Regions from separate parts of the Homo sapiens genome. Here all the other regions are linked to region 3. A link is a contact called in ENCODE Hi-C or POLR2A ChIA-PET data. All regions are on one chromosome and are shown on one strand. The core of a region is the stretch at or near the end of the contact, and the rest is flanking DNA. Distances in the headings are between cores, read along the strand shown. Region 1 holds the start of ZMYND19 (zinc finger MYND-type containing 19). Region 2 holds the start of SNHG7 (small nucleolar RNA host gene 7). Region 3 holds the start of ANAPC2 (anaphase promoting complex subunit 2).

Evidence for each region. Hi-C counts contacts between places; a loop is a spot of excess contacts on that map. ChIA-PET counts read pairs that join two places held with the same protein, here RNA polymerase II (POLR2A). Pooled maps may share reads with other maps.
Region 1: a pooled map shows a loop between it and region 3 (8-fold over the local background). The contact joins the promoter of ZMYND19 here to the promoter of ANAPC2 in region 3. A Hi-C loop is called at or near these places in 6 of 50 pooled maps.
Region 2: a loop to region 3 is called in a pooled map, with 6 times the contacts of the local background. The contact joins the promoter of SNHG7 here to the promoter of ANAPC2 in region 3. A Hi-C loop is called at or near these places in 6 of 50 pooled maps. POLR2A ChIA-PET finds 5 or more read pairs at or near these places in 3 of 52 experiments (CD4-positive, alpha-beta T cell, WTC11 and activated B cell).

Annotation. Positions count from the first base shown.
Region 1 is chr9:137,588,209-137,592,503 of GRCh38, forward strand. It overlaps ZMYND19 (zinc finger MYND-type containing 19), which reads right to left and starts at 2,304. Exons shown (of 6, transcript NM_138462.3): 1 at 2,005-2,304; 2 at 451-510. The coding sequence starts at 2,055. LOC124902318 (a long non-coding RNA gene) reads right to left here. Exons shown (of 3, transcript XR_007061885.1): 3 at 2,831-2,900. RefSeq lists enhancers at 1-349, 350-867, 1,390-1,439 and silencers at 1,710-1,759, 1,810-1,919, 2,200-2,589, 2,780-2,849.
Region 2 is chr9:136,726,499-136,730,952 of GRCh38, forward strand. SNHG7 (small nucleolar RNA host gene 7) reads right to left here and starts at 1,686. Exons shown (of 5, transcript NR_024543.1): 1 at 1,383-1,686; 2 at 548-588. LOC124900276 (cuticle collagen 2-like) reads right to left here and starts at 1,686. Exons shown (of 5, transcript XM_047424334.1): 1 at 1,383-1,686; 2 at 548-588. SNORA17A (small nucleolar RNA, H/ACA box 17A) reads right to left here and starts at 381; the gene lies at 249-381. RefSeq lists silencers at 1,434-2,113, 2,267-2,436 and an enhancer at 2,884-3,033.
Region 3 is chr9:137,187,112-137,191,298 of GRCh38, forward strand. ANAPC2 (anaphase promoting complex subunit 2) reads right to left here and starts at 1,449. Exons shown (of 13, transcript NM_013366.4): 1 at 1,305-1,449; 2 at 370-992. The coding sequence starts at 1,421. It overlaps SSNA1 (SS nuclear autoantigen 1), which reads left to right and starts at 1,565. Exons shown (of 3, transcript NM_003731.3): 1 at 1,565-1,667; 2 at 1,955-2,154; 3 at 2,696-3,255. The coding sequence starts at 1,616. The coding sequence ends at 2,803. RefSeq lists an enhancer at 1,357-1,576 and a silencer at 1,607-1,956.

The sequences.
Region 1 (4,295 bases), core at 1,054-3,553, 400 kb after region 3:
TGGAAGCTGGGAAGAGGCAGGAAGACCCCATGAGAGCAGAGAACGGGAGGCAGCTGGGCAGCCAGGAGGGACTGCTAAGGCAGGCCCAGCAGAGGTGGCTAGCTCTAAAGAGCAGGGTCTTCGAGCTAACAGACATGGTCCACGTGACACAATCACAAACATGAGAACATTCCATTTGCTTTCAAGAGGAGCTGGCAGCTGGGGTGAAAGTGAGGAAGACCACTGTCGCCAGGCCATGTGGGCCACAGTGGGCTCCAGTGGCAGCAACAGCCAGGTTCTGCAGGGCCACGGCTCGAAGTGGGGCTGACGGCTCAGGGCTCACAGGCCAGCACCAGTTGTCCACTTGTGGGGCCGCCTGCTCTTGCAGCACAGGGGAGAGAGCTCGTTCCTCGTGACCCTCCTGGGCACTGACCACGAGCATCAGGGGAGGGAACAGCCATCCTTACTTACCTCAAAGGAGTAGCTCTCCACCAGCGGGATGTCCTGCTCATCGATCAGCGTGTATTTGGTCTGGAAGTTAACCACATGTTTCAAATCATTACATTTGGGATCTGCGTGAGGTGCAGTAACCTTATAACCAGAACAGGCAGGAGCCTGTTGCATTTTCCTGTGAAGTGGAAAGTAACTACAGGCCTCTTCAGACCAAGACAGCTCAGCACATGGGGGCCTCATTCCACCGTTTGGGGTGGTGCAGTCTACGACAAAACACAGGCAGACAGGTTAAAAGCCAGCTGCCCACTTTAGTCTGCGCCAGAGGAGCTGGTATCAGGCTTCATCCTCGCAGGGCTAACCCCAACAGTGGCACTGAACATTCAACGCACCAATAAACCTAGGCAAAGACTGTTTCACTGAGCTGAGGGAGGGGCCGGGGCTGAGGCAGAAGAGCCAGAAGGTTTTGATTAGGGTGTGTTTATTAAGCTGAGCTACTCACTGATTACCCTTTTTAGCTTTTTGTCCATCTGAAATGTTCCAAAGAAAAGCTGTAAGGGATGACAATGCCATCATGGGTGGAGTTAGAAGGGGTCTCTGGTCTCCGACCTGACTGGAGAGCCCACCCTTCCCTGGTGGAAAAAAGCCTCCTCCCCAGCAGGCCCTGCCTATGCTCTTGCAGCAGGGGCAGGAAACAGGAACAGGTCCCAGAACGGGCCAGTCTCCCTCTTGGCAGTTTTTCTTCTGGGATCTGAACCTGTTTTACCTGACGCCGCCTGACACTGCCTCGGCTCCTCTCTCCCACCAAAAGCCGCAGCCGCTGGTGACGGGAACAGGGCTCCCATCCGGGTAAGGACCCTGGCTGGTGCAGCTGCACAGGTGGCTCCGAGAAACCGCCAAGCCTCAATGCCCACAGGTGCCATGGAATCCCCAGCCTCAAACGTGGAGCGTGGGGGCCAAGTAAGAAGAGAAGTCGAGGAAGGCCCTGAGTCTGCAGCATCAGGGCCCAGGCTTCTTCCTCTCTGCTCCGAGTCTGAGGCTCAGCCTAACGTGGCCAACCCCTGGCAGCGTTAAAACGAGCCTGAAGCCCTGCTGAGAACTGGGAGGCACAGAAGAGCCCACACCAGACCCGCCTCGGCGAGAGGTGTGGAAGTGGCGCTGCCTCGGAAAGGGCGCTGTGTTTAAACCGTGTGGCCGCACTGGCAGCCCGGACGCCGCGCTAGGCCCCGGATCGCCGACACCACTGGGAGGGCTCCGGGAGAACGCGGCTCGGGCTCGAGCCACGCATCTCCGCACCCGGCTCGGGACAGGGCCGTGGCCTCCACCTCCGGCAGGGCAGGGCCGAGGGTGGCCAGGTGCACCCCAGAGCCGAGGGGTGCGTGCCCGCCGGCCTGCGAGAGGAAGCTGCACCCGCGCGGGGCCAGCAGCCGGGCCCGCGCAGCGTCCCCCGCCCCGCTGGGGCCCATCCCGGGCTCCGCGCCCCCGCCCCGGCCGCCGCCCGCACAACCGCCCCCGGCCCCGCGCGGAGGCCTGGACGGGCGAGACGGGCCGGGTCGCGGGCTCCGCGCCGCTCACCTTCCCGGCCACCCGGCCGAGCCGCACGATACCCAATTTGAAGTCGGTCATGGCCGGGCCTGCGCTCTCGGCCGGCAGCGCCGCTCCCTCGGGAGGCGCCGAGCGGGGGCCGGGGCGAGGCCGCGGCGCGCCGGGACAGGACGGGACCGGAGCCGGGGTCGGGGTAGCAGCCAGGCGGGCTCCGGGCGGGACGAGGCTGGGCCGGGCTCGGGCCTCCGCCGCCGCCTCGCGCCCGCCGGACCTGCCACGCGCCGCCGCCGCCGCCGCCACCGCCACCGCGCGCACCACAGCGAGCGGAGCGGAGGGGCGGGGCGCAGCCCCGGACACACCCCCCGGCCCGCCGCCGCTCGGCCAATGGCTAGGCGCGCACGGCGCCGACCGGCGCGCGCCGCCCCGCAACAACCAATAGGAGGAGGGCGAGTGCGCCGGCGCTCTGGGGAGCGGGGCGAGCGCGGGGGAGGGGCGAGGCCGGGGGCGGTGCCTGCGCGCGCCGACGTCAGTTTCGCGGGAAGCTTTGTGCGGGCAGCGGCGCCGCGCCTAGAGGGGCAGTGCGGAGTGTGGCTGGGGACTCGCGCCGGGTCCGTGGAGCTCTGCGAGCTGGCTGCTTTTCGCCTCCCTTGCGGTAGCCTCCGTAAGCTGTTTCCCGCCGCCGTCCTGGCCCCGAGCGCGGAAGGAGGAGGTGGACGGAGCTCGTGCGGGGCCCTCTGGGCGGGCGGGGAGCGGGCGAGGCGGGCTAGGAAGAGGCCGTTGCCGCGGGACGCGGGTGTTTCTGGAGAGACAGCGGACGCCCGGCCCACGCGACCCGGAGGGCGCGGCCTCCCGCGCAGCCTTCTCCGAGCCGCCGGCTCTTCAGCCTCGGGGGCGGCTGACCTCCAGAGCAGCCTGGTCCAAGGCGTCTGGAAACGGAACTCCAGTGAGGCCCATTAGGCTCCGCGGGAAAGCCGAGACCCGCTCAGGGAGGGACTGGGTACGCCGTGGTGGGCAGCGTGGCTCCCCTGCAGCCTGGAGCGAACGGGGCTAGGTCCTGCGTCCTGCTCCGCCGGTGTCCAGTCGCCCGTGAGGAGGCCTCACCCTGCCTCAAGGGCGACTCCTGCACCTGAGGAGCTGCACAGGCTCCTTTCTGGCTTGCTGGGTTCCGTTTTCTTTTCTTGCTTTTTTTTTTTTTTTTTTTGAGTCAGAGTTTTGCTCTGTCACCCAGGCTAGAGTGCAGTGGCACGATCTCGGCTCACTGCAGCCTCTGCCTCTCGGGTTCAAGCGACTCTCCTGCCTCAGCCTCCCGAGTAGCTGGGACTACAGGCACGCGCCACCATGTCCGGCTAATTTTTGTATTTTTAGTAGAAGTGAGGTTTTTCCATATTGGCCAGGATGGTCTCGAACTCCCAACCTGAGGTGATCGGCCCACCTCGGCCTCCCAAAGTGCTGGGATTACAGGCATGAGCCACCGTGCCCCAGCCTGCAAAGGGTGTACATGAGTGAGCCCAGACGTTCCATCTCTGGGTCCCCTGGTACTTGCCAGTACCCCAGACACCCTAGAGGACTGAAGGGGCTGATGAGTCCTGGCCTGCCTGAGACACACATTGGGGTTCAGGCTGGGCCTTGCTCAAAACATGCCTGTCCGACCGCGCGCGGTGGCTCATGCCTGTAATCCTAGCACTTTGGGAGGCCGAGGCGGGCAGATCACGAGGTCAGGAGCTGGAGACCATCCTGGCTAACACGGTGAAACCCCACCTCTACTAAAAATACAAAAAAAAAAGCCGGGCGTGGTGGCGGGTGCCTGTAGTCCCAGCTACTTGGGAGGCTGAGGCAAGAGAATGGCTTGAACCCGGGAGGCAGAGCTTGCAGTGAGCCGAGATCGTGCCACTGCACTCCAGGTTGGGCGACAGAGCGAGACTCCGTCTCAAAAAAAAAAAAAAAAGTACCTGCCCTACCAATCTCAACCTCATGGAGTTGCAAGGGTGTGATGAGATTATGAGCAACTGCTTTGTGAAAAGAAGTGGAGCTTGGTGGGTGCTCCCTAGGGTAGTTGAAAAGCACTGGTGTCATAGTCCAGGTTCCCCCAGAGGTTGACTTGAAATGGATTCGAGTCCAAATTTTGTCCGGGCCTGGTGGCTCATACCTGTAATCCCAGCACTTTGGGAGGCCGAGGCAAGTGGATCACCTGAGGTCAGGAGTTCAAGACCAGCTTGGCCAACAGGGTGAAATCCCGTTTCTACTAAAAATACAAAAATTAGCGGATGTGGTGGCACACACTTGTATTCCCAGCTACTTGGGAGGCTGAGGCAGGAACATCG
Region 2 (4,454 bases), core at 436-2,935, 460 kb before region 3:
TGCGTGATCCTGACACGGTGTACGGCATGATCCAGCGCGTACCTCACCTGACCTGACCGATCCTCACAGGTTCTTAAAACTCACTCATGAAGGCTGCTCCTGGTGAAGGCACCCTCCACCTTCCCACTATCCCTTCAGACCCCTAGAGGCCAGCCTAGCCCAGCGCGAGAGTTAGAAAGCCCACTCACAGGGCCCACCCTCTCTCCCAGATACCAGCGAAGGAAAACAGATGCCTGTCCACAAAACAGGAGTGTGAGACTATCAAACATTCAAACGTTCACGGGGCAGAACGCTGAGCGTAGACATAGCCTCTCTAATCTCTGCCACCTAATGACACAGATGTGACACGGCAGCCACAGCTGCAACGCCTCTAGGGGCAGTGTCCTGTTGAAGACTAAATAATCCGTTTTTACTCCCCTGGAGACAGCTTCTAGCCTCAATGTGAACACAAGACCGACTGGTCCCTCCAGTCACTTAAGATGTTGCACAGGAGGGCTTAGTTACATTGGAGGATTGACCCTGTTCCAGCTCCAATGCACCAACTTACCCAACACCCCACGCACGTGTCATCTCCAGTGAGCAGACGTCCTAGAGAAAAAAAGAAACCGCAATTTTGTATAAATCTTGCAAACACCACAGAGGAGCATCACATAAACACTGCGTTTTTTGGGAGGCCGAGGCGGGCAGATCACTTGAGGTCAGGAGTTCAAAACCAGCCTGGCCAACACGGTGAAACCCGTCTCTCTAAAAAAAAAAAAAAAAAAAGTTAGCTGGCCTAGTGGCTGGCGCCTGTAATCCCAGCTACTCTGGAGGCTGAAGCAGGAAAGTCGCTTGAACCCAGGAGGCAGAGGTGGTAGTGAGCTGAGATCGCGCCACTGCACTCCAGCCTGGGCAACTGAGACTCTGTCTCGAAAAGAAAAAGACTGCGTTTTGCTGCATCTGGTCTCCAGGAAGGCGGACCAAAGAAGCTCCCTGCCACCAAAAAGCTCACTGTCACAAGGGCCGTTCTAGAAAAATCCGACCCATGTTACTCTCTCCCCTTACTCTACGCTTAATTTGCGGGAGGGGAAGTTGGAGTTACAACACAGTGGCCACGAAACGCGGGCTGCTGATCCCCTGCAGGTATCAAGGGACCAGGACCACGAGGCGGAATGCCCACCAGACAACCGAGCAGTCCTCCTCCCGCCAGAACAGCCTCCCGCTGAGCAGCCACAGTGACAAGGAAACCACCTGACGCAGCATAAGAAATCAATTTTTCAAAGATGCCGACAAACATCTTCCCACAGCCTGAGCGACTCAGGGAAGCAGCGGCAGGAGCGGAAGGGTCGTGGGTGAACGGGGTGCCTTTCTCTAAGATCCGAATTCGCGCACTCAGCTCTCACCAGGCTTCCCGAAGCTTCCTGGCTGGAAACCGCGCAGGGCCGGCAGCGCCCTCTCCACCAAGGGACACACCAGCGGCGCCTCCTCCGCGGCCCGGGCCCCCATCCCGCGGCTCGCGCGGCCAGGACGCCCCAGGTCGGAGCCTGCCCCCACCCCGCACCCGGAGGCCAGCAGCCCAGTCCCCTAGGCCGCGCAGCGCCAGCGAGAGCGAGGCTGCAGGGCGAGGCCCGGTGAGGCGCTCGAGAACTGGCCGGGAGGAGAAGTCAGGCGGCCCACCCGCCACGGCAGCCTCCGGCGCACGCAGAGGACGAGAAGGGAAGCGCCGCGCCTTTTATAGCGCGTACGGCGGCCCGCAAGAGTCAATCCGCCCCGCCCAAGCAGCGCCCCCCAGCGGTCCCCGGCCGTTCAGCTCCCCGCGCCCGCACGTGGGCGCTGCTCAGTGGCTGGCGGGCGGGCGTGTGGGTTCGCCACGCAGAGCAGCGGCAGCGCCGTGACCCGTGTCCTGCACCGCGACCGCCCCACGGGGCCAGCAGCCAGGGCCGCGCCGTTTCCGACCCGCCGGGTGCCGGGCACGCCACGGACACGCGCGGCTCCCCGTTTTCGCGGAGGATTCCCAGGCCGGGTCAGGAGGACGCTCCACGAGCCCGTGGGTCCCGGTGGTCCCAGCCATTGGGGCGGCTCCCGTGACTGTCGAGCAGCGCCCACCCCGGGCAGCATGGGGCTCCCGCGACGCGCTCCGTCCCTTCCCCACCAGGGGCTCTGCCGGTGTCGGCCATGGGCGCGGGTACACACCAGGCGCCTAATGAGTGCTGAGGCGGGCGAGGGTCCCGGCAGGCGGGATTACCGCGGCCAGGCCTGACTAGCGCCCTGTCTGCGCTGTGTCCTGGGACCTCGGTCACCGCGCAGGGCGGGACACCGAGGCCTCGCGGCCAAGCGACTCGCCGCGGTCGCCGGGCTGCGAACGGTGGAGCCGCCGGGACTCGGACCAGGACGCGAGCTCCAGAGCAGGGGATGACAGGCCTGAGCCGCAGGGGCCGGGAGGAAGGCCGCGCTGCTGTCCTGGGGCTGGGCAGCCTCCGCATTGCACAGCGCAGACCGCTCTAGCCTTAGGCCTGGAGGGGACACCAGGAGATGAGGCTTCTGGCTCAGCCTGCTCTCTGCAGCCACAGGCAAAGGCCAGGAAGGCCGGGGTGCGGGAGCTGGCATAGGAGCTGGCTCCAGCTCGGGTACTGGCTTAGAGGGAGCAGGAGCTGGTGATAAATTCAACTCAAATTTTCATTGCCTTTGCAAAGCCAGAAAACACCCCAGGGCTCCTAAGAAAAGCCCCAGCGCAGGACCCCAGGACACTTTGCAACTGGGCTGCAACTGCGCGGTCTGAGGCTCCTCCCTGTGTGGCCCCACCAGCAGGCTGGGTTCTAGCTCTGGTGTTGGGGCTGGAGCTGGCACCACAGCAGGCTCCACCTCCAGAGATGGTGCAGGCTCTGTCCTAGCACTGACACGGTTGTTGGAGACAAGCTGGCTCTGCCCCGGGGACCGATGCTCTGGAGCTGCCTCTAGCTGTGTTGCTGTTGCTAGTCTTTGCCCTGGGAAAAGTGTCAGAGCTGGTCCTAGCTCTGGATATGGTGCTAGAGCTGGTTCTTGATTGGATTTCGCTCTAGAGCTGGCAGGAACTCTGGCTCTCGTTCTGAAGCTGGTGCAGGTCTGAGATGGCTGTAGCTCTGGAGCTGCCTCTAATTCTGGTTCTGGTTGTGGAATCAGCCATCGCTTTATATCTGGTGCCAGCTCTGGCTCTGGAGGTGGTGCTGCAGCTGGCCCTTCCTCTGAACCTGGCACTGGCTTGAGGTCTACACCTGGAACTGGCTGAAACTCTGGAAGTGGTTTTGGAGCCGGTGCCCGAGCAGTCACCGGAGGTGGCACCAGATTTGGTGATAGAGCTGCCTCTGTTTCTGGAGTAGGTGGTAGAGCTGGTGCGGCAGCTGGAGTGAGATCTGGAGTTGTGCTGGCTGTGGCCATAGTTCTTGAGCTGGTACAGGAACCCGCACTGGTGTGAGCCGCGGTGCTGAAGCTGGGCCTGTAGCTGATGCTGGCCCTGGCTCTTTTTCTGAACCTGATGCTGATATTTGGCCCTAACCATGCAAATGGTTTTGGAACTGGTCCTGGCTAGAGGGCGGATGCTGGAGCTATAGTGGAGCCGGCACAGAAGTGACCAGAGCTGCCCCTGTCTCTGGGTGTGCTGCTGGAGCTGTTGCTGGAGCTGGCTCTGATCCTGGAACTAGCACCCGAGTTGTAGCCGGAGCTGGCTCTACCTTCTGAGCTGGTGCAGGAGTTGGCTGTAGCTCTGTAGCTAGTGAAAGCTCTAGCTGTGGAGAGAGGGCAAGAGACATCTCCTCCTTCAGAGATACTGAGTCCATTGCACCCGACCCAGCACTTGCTCCATGCTGCGGGGTAGATCTACCAAGCACTTACTGAAACCAGTATGCATAGCCCCGGAGCAGACCATGACCTGCTGAGACCCAGGAGAGGACCTGAGCCCCAGCACCTGAGAGAGGAGCTACCCCATGACAGTGGGGTACTTAGAAGGTGGAGATGTCACATCCCCTGCCCCAGGTCACATGACAGAGGTCAGAGGGTAGGTAGATGGCACTTCTGTGCAGGTCAGCCCAGGCTAGGTGCGGTGGCTCACGCCTGTAAGGCCAACACTTTGGGAGGCTGAGGCGGGCGGATCACCTGAGGTCAGGAGTTCATGACCATCCTGGCCAACATGGTGAAACCCTGTCTCTACTAAAAATACAAAAATTAGCCGGGCATAGTGACGCAACCCTGTAATCCCAGCTACTTGGGAGGCTGAGGTGGGAGAATGGCGTGAACCCGGGAGGCGGAGTTTGCAGTGAGCCAAGATCGAGCCTTTGCACTCCAGCCTGGGCGACAGAGCGTCTCAAAAAAACAAAAAAAAAAATTCTGGAGAAGATGATGGGGGTGATGGTCGCACGACAATGTGAATGTACTTAATGCCACTGGAGTGTGCACTTAAAAATGGTTAGGGCAGGCCGGGCGCAGTGGCTCATGTCTGTAAT
Region 3 (4,187 bases), core at 199-2,698:
TGTTCACAATTACAGGGCAAGGAATGTCGACGAGGGTGAGAATCATTCCTCCCCAGGATCGACAAAAGGCACAGTGGAATTCTGCAGAGTCCAGGAAGTTTGGAGTTGCTAAGAAATTTGCTGCTGCAGACACAAGCCACATAGGGCCTTACCAGGGTCAAGGCATGAATCTGTGGGACTGAAGGTGAGTGACAGAAGAGAGACACCTGTGTCCAGGACACGCTGCACAGGAATCCCTGGGACTCTCTCTCTGTCATGTTCCTGGTTATCAGGACGGCTCACCAGCTTTCTGCTGAGGCCAGCTGGACCCAGGGGAGCAGCGGGGAACCAGAAGGAGCAAGGGCATGGCCATCGGGACAGACTACTCACAAGACCTGGCTGAGCTGATGGAACTGCTCCAGAGCCTGGCGACACCAGCACTGTTGCTTGTCACTGCTGCACCCTGCACACAGCGGGCTCTGCAGGAGCCGGTAGTACCGGCGACGGGCATACCGGCTGTCCAGCTCCCCTTCCAGTTCCGGGTCTGTGCCCCCTTCCCCCTTCCTCTTACTCTGCATATAGACTCTCAAGAAGCACCCATACAGACGCTGGATCATCTCTTGGAAGGTTCTGGGGGTGCTAAAGAACAAGACTCCGCGCAACATAGTGTGGACTTCTTCTCGCAGCCCCTGAGCACCAGTGCCCATCAGCAAGCCCAGGCGAGTCCATTTCTCCAGCAGCTCTAGGCTACGCAGGTAGGGATCCAGGCGGCTCTCCAGCAGGCCAAAAGCGTCAAGGAGTAGCAAAAGGCACTGGGGCTCATCCGCAGAGTTCTCGCATTGGGAGATGGCATTCCAGAACTCAGGGGAGATGTTGGCCTGCAGATCGTTCTGCAGCACCTCCACGAACCACTCCTCCAGGACCGAGTGTAGCCCGTGGCCCCTCAGAACCTCCACCGCCGCCCGGAGCTCCTCTTCCTTTGGCGGGACTGCACCGCTGGTCCGGGAAGACACCTGGGGTGCAGAAAACCGTGAGGCGAGGGGAACACAACATAGAGGTGGGGAGAGGCGGGGAAGGGAAGAAGCTGAGGGGGAGGCTGCAAAAACTCCGCTGCCCCCTGTCCGTGCTGCCCGGACGTTGGGCCGAAGCTATGGAAGGGCTGTCAGCGGAGCTGAACGAAACGAAACGGAAAGGTGGTGGAAAATGGCAGGACAGGACAGAGGCGGATGATGGACAGAGCCGTATGAACCCGAGGGTAGCGGCCCCAAAGCGCGTACGGTCCCGGAAACTCCGCGCGGGGCCGCCCCTCTCTTCCCAGGCCTCACCAGCCCCAGCGCAGCCGGCGGCACCAGGCCGGTGCTCACGGTGTTCCAGGCCACTAACAACTCCTGTCCGGGCCGGGAGTCGCTGTCCCCCTCCGCCACCACAACTGCCGCCGCCATCTGCACCCACCGACTCCGAGATTCGCTCGGCGCGGCGCGCGGCGATGACGCACGTCTGCACGCGCAGCCATGACGCGCACAAGGCGCTCAGCGATGACGCGCTAGTTCGGCGCGCCGTGGGGGAGTCGTGCGCAGGCGCGGACAGCGCTGCTTCCGCGGCGGTTGGGGTGGTGGGGCCCCGGGCGGCGTTGACCATGACCCAGCAGGGCGCGGCGCTGCAGAACTACAACAACGAGCTGGTCAAGTGTGAGCGGCGCAGCCGGGACGGGGAGGTCGGGAGGGCCGCAGGGCCGGGTTCCCGGCTCGCAGCGGGGTGCCCCTGGACCCGCCTCGCTGCGGGCATCGCGCGGCTGAGCAGAGCCCTCCGTGCCGGAGGCCGGGTGTCCGTGGCCCGAGCCCTCGCTGGCTCGCAGGCCCCGCGCCGGGCGCTCGGGGGTGGTGCCTGACTCTGGCTTCCTCGGGTGGAAGGAGGCCCGCCCTCCGCCGCCGCGCTCCTGCCCTGGGCCCACAGCGCCGCCCCTCCCGGCCCCCAGGCATAGAGGAGCTGTGCCAGAAGCGGGAGGAGCTGTGCCGGCAGATCCAGGAGGAGGAGGACGAGAAGCAGCGGCTGCAGAATGAGGTGAGGCAGCTGACAGAGAAGCTGGCCCGCGTCAACGAGAACCTGGCACGCAAGATTGCCTCTCGCAACGAGTTCGACCGGACCATCGCGGAGACGGAGGCCGCCTACCTCAAGGTGGAGCTCGGGAGGCCAGGCCGAGCATCAGGGGATAGGCACGGCAGGGGTGTTGCCACGGCAAGGCGTCAGGACCGGCTGGGGCTCCCGGCTGTGGGCAGTCTGTGCCTCGCTGGCATTTCGGGCAGGGGCAGCGTGGCCAGGCCCATTGAGGAACCCAGGCTGCTGTGGGAGTGACTGTGGGGCTGTCTGTGGGGCCTGGGGCATCCTGGGTCCTGGTCTTTATCCGGTTCTCGCTAGCCATGTGGTTATTTCTGCTCAGTGTGAAGAGCCAGGTCTTGGGCAGAGCACCCAGCACGGGCCAGTGCTAACCCAGCCTGGCTTTGAGGGTGGAGAGGAAGTGTTTTGGGTCAGATTCCGGAGGGAAGAGGGCCCTGCCACCCCGTCTGCCAGTCCCCTTGGGCTTCCGCCTTCCCCCACACAGGATCCCTTGGCTACAGCACCCCCAGCCAGGTCCCAGCACCTGAGTGTGAGGACAGCTGGGGCTTAGGACCTTACCAACAGGTGAACATTAACAACCTTCTCACTTCTCTGGCCCCAGATCCTGGAGAGCTCCCAGACTTTGCTCAGCGTTCTCAAGAGGGAAGCTGGGAACCTGACCAAGGCTACAGCCCCAGACCAGAAAAGTAGCGGCGGCAGGGACAGCTGACCAGACCACGGGCAGGGCCTGCCTCCGTGTGCCCCTCAGCTCAGCCCCAGCAAGTGTGTGCTCAGAGCATCTTTGTTCTTCACGGCAGCAGCTACCTTCCCTCACTGTCTCAGGTGCCGAGAGGGGCAGGTGCCAGCCTCCACTGGCATCAGTGACAAGCCCAGGGCACAGCCCACCCGGGGGTCCTCGCTTCATGCTCACACAGGCTATGGGGATGGTGGGCTCCAGGTCAGCTCTGCAAGGGGCTTGTCTCTGTGGCACCCACACTCCTGCCCTGCCAGGGAGGCTCTGGTTGTCTGAGCACCATGGGGGCCCCCTCACCTTGTCCCTCCTCAGCCAGCAGAGGCCCAGGGCAAGGGACAGGAGGACAGGGGTTCTCCTTCACCACAGAACCCAAACCTCAGGTCTCACCCCTGTGGCCTGTGATTATGAATAAAGATTATCTTTGTAAAGATCCGTGCCAGCCTGCTGCTTGCCCGTATCAACAGCATGGGGCTGCCAGACACCTGCAGAGCCAGAGCCTGAGGCTCCCCCTTGGGAGAGGAGGGAGGAGGGTCTGGAGTGGCCTCCCTGTGACTGCCCCACTAGCCTCAGGGACACCGCTGAGGGTGCCCACCCTCCCCAGGCCAGCCCCACCCTGAGCCCTCCCCAGCAGGGCCGCCGGTCCTCTTCCCCTGACTGGCCCACGGCTCACCCTCCTCTCAGGAGCTCTGCTTGCTCGTCCTGTTCTCTGCCACACCCTGGTGGCCAGCATAGGACCCAGCCCAGAGAGACAGCTGGGGATGCCAAGCATATCCAGCAGCTGCCTCAGATTCAGGTCCCTCTCAGCAAGGACTGGGGGGAGTTCACACCCCCCACCCCCGTCGGTTCCTCAGTTGCAAGTTTTGCTTGGCCTGATGACACCACTGCTGCCACCAGGCCCTGCTGCCCACCTTTCCCTGGCCGCACACCAAGCACTGGCCACTTCCATCCTTCCATGTGCCCTGGGGCCTCTGTTTTGTCCCTGCAGCAACCAAGCATGGCCCGAGGACTGGGCCGATTTGGGAGGCATGTGTTGATCCAGAGGGTCCAGAAAAGAGCTGGGCCTAACCCGACCAGGGAAATACACCAAACTCTCCTTCCGCCGGAGTTTGGCCAGACAGCATCTCTTTATCTCTTTGCTCTTAGGTTTGATCCTCCAGGGAGGAAATGGTGCTTGGGTTCCATGGGCTGTAAACAGCCCCAGCTCTGGCCGTCTGAGGCAGGCGCTGCTCCCGGCCTGCCTCATCCTGTGGGTCGGGGGGCACGCCAAGCCCAGCAGAAGACACCGTCCCCTGTGCTGCCCTCATGCTGCCCTTCCCTTGGTCCCTCCCCAGGCTCTGGGCCCCTCAGAGAAGCCACTTCA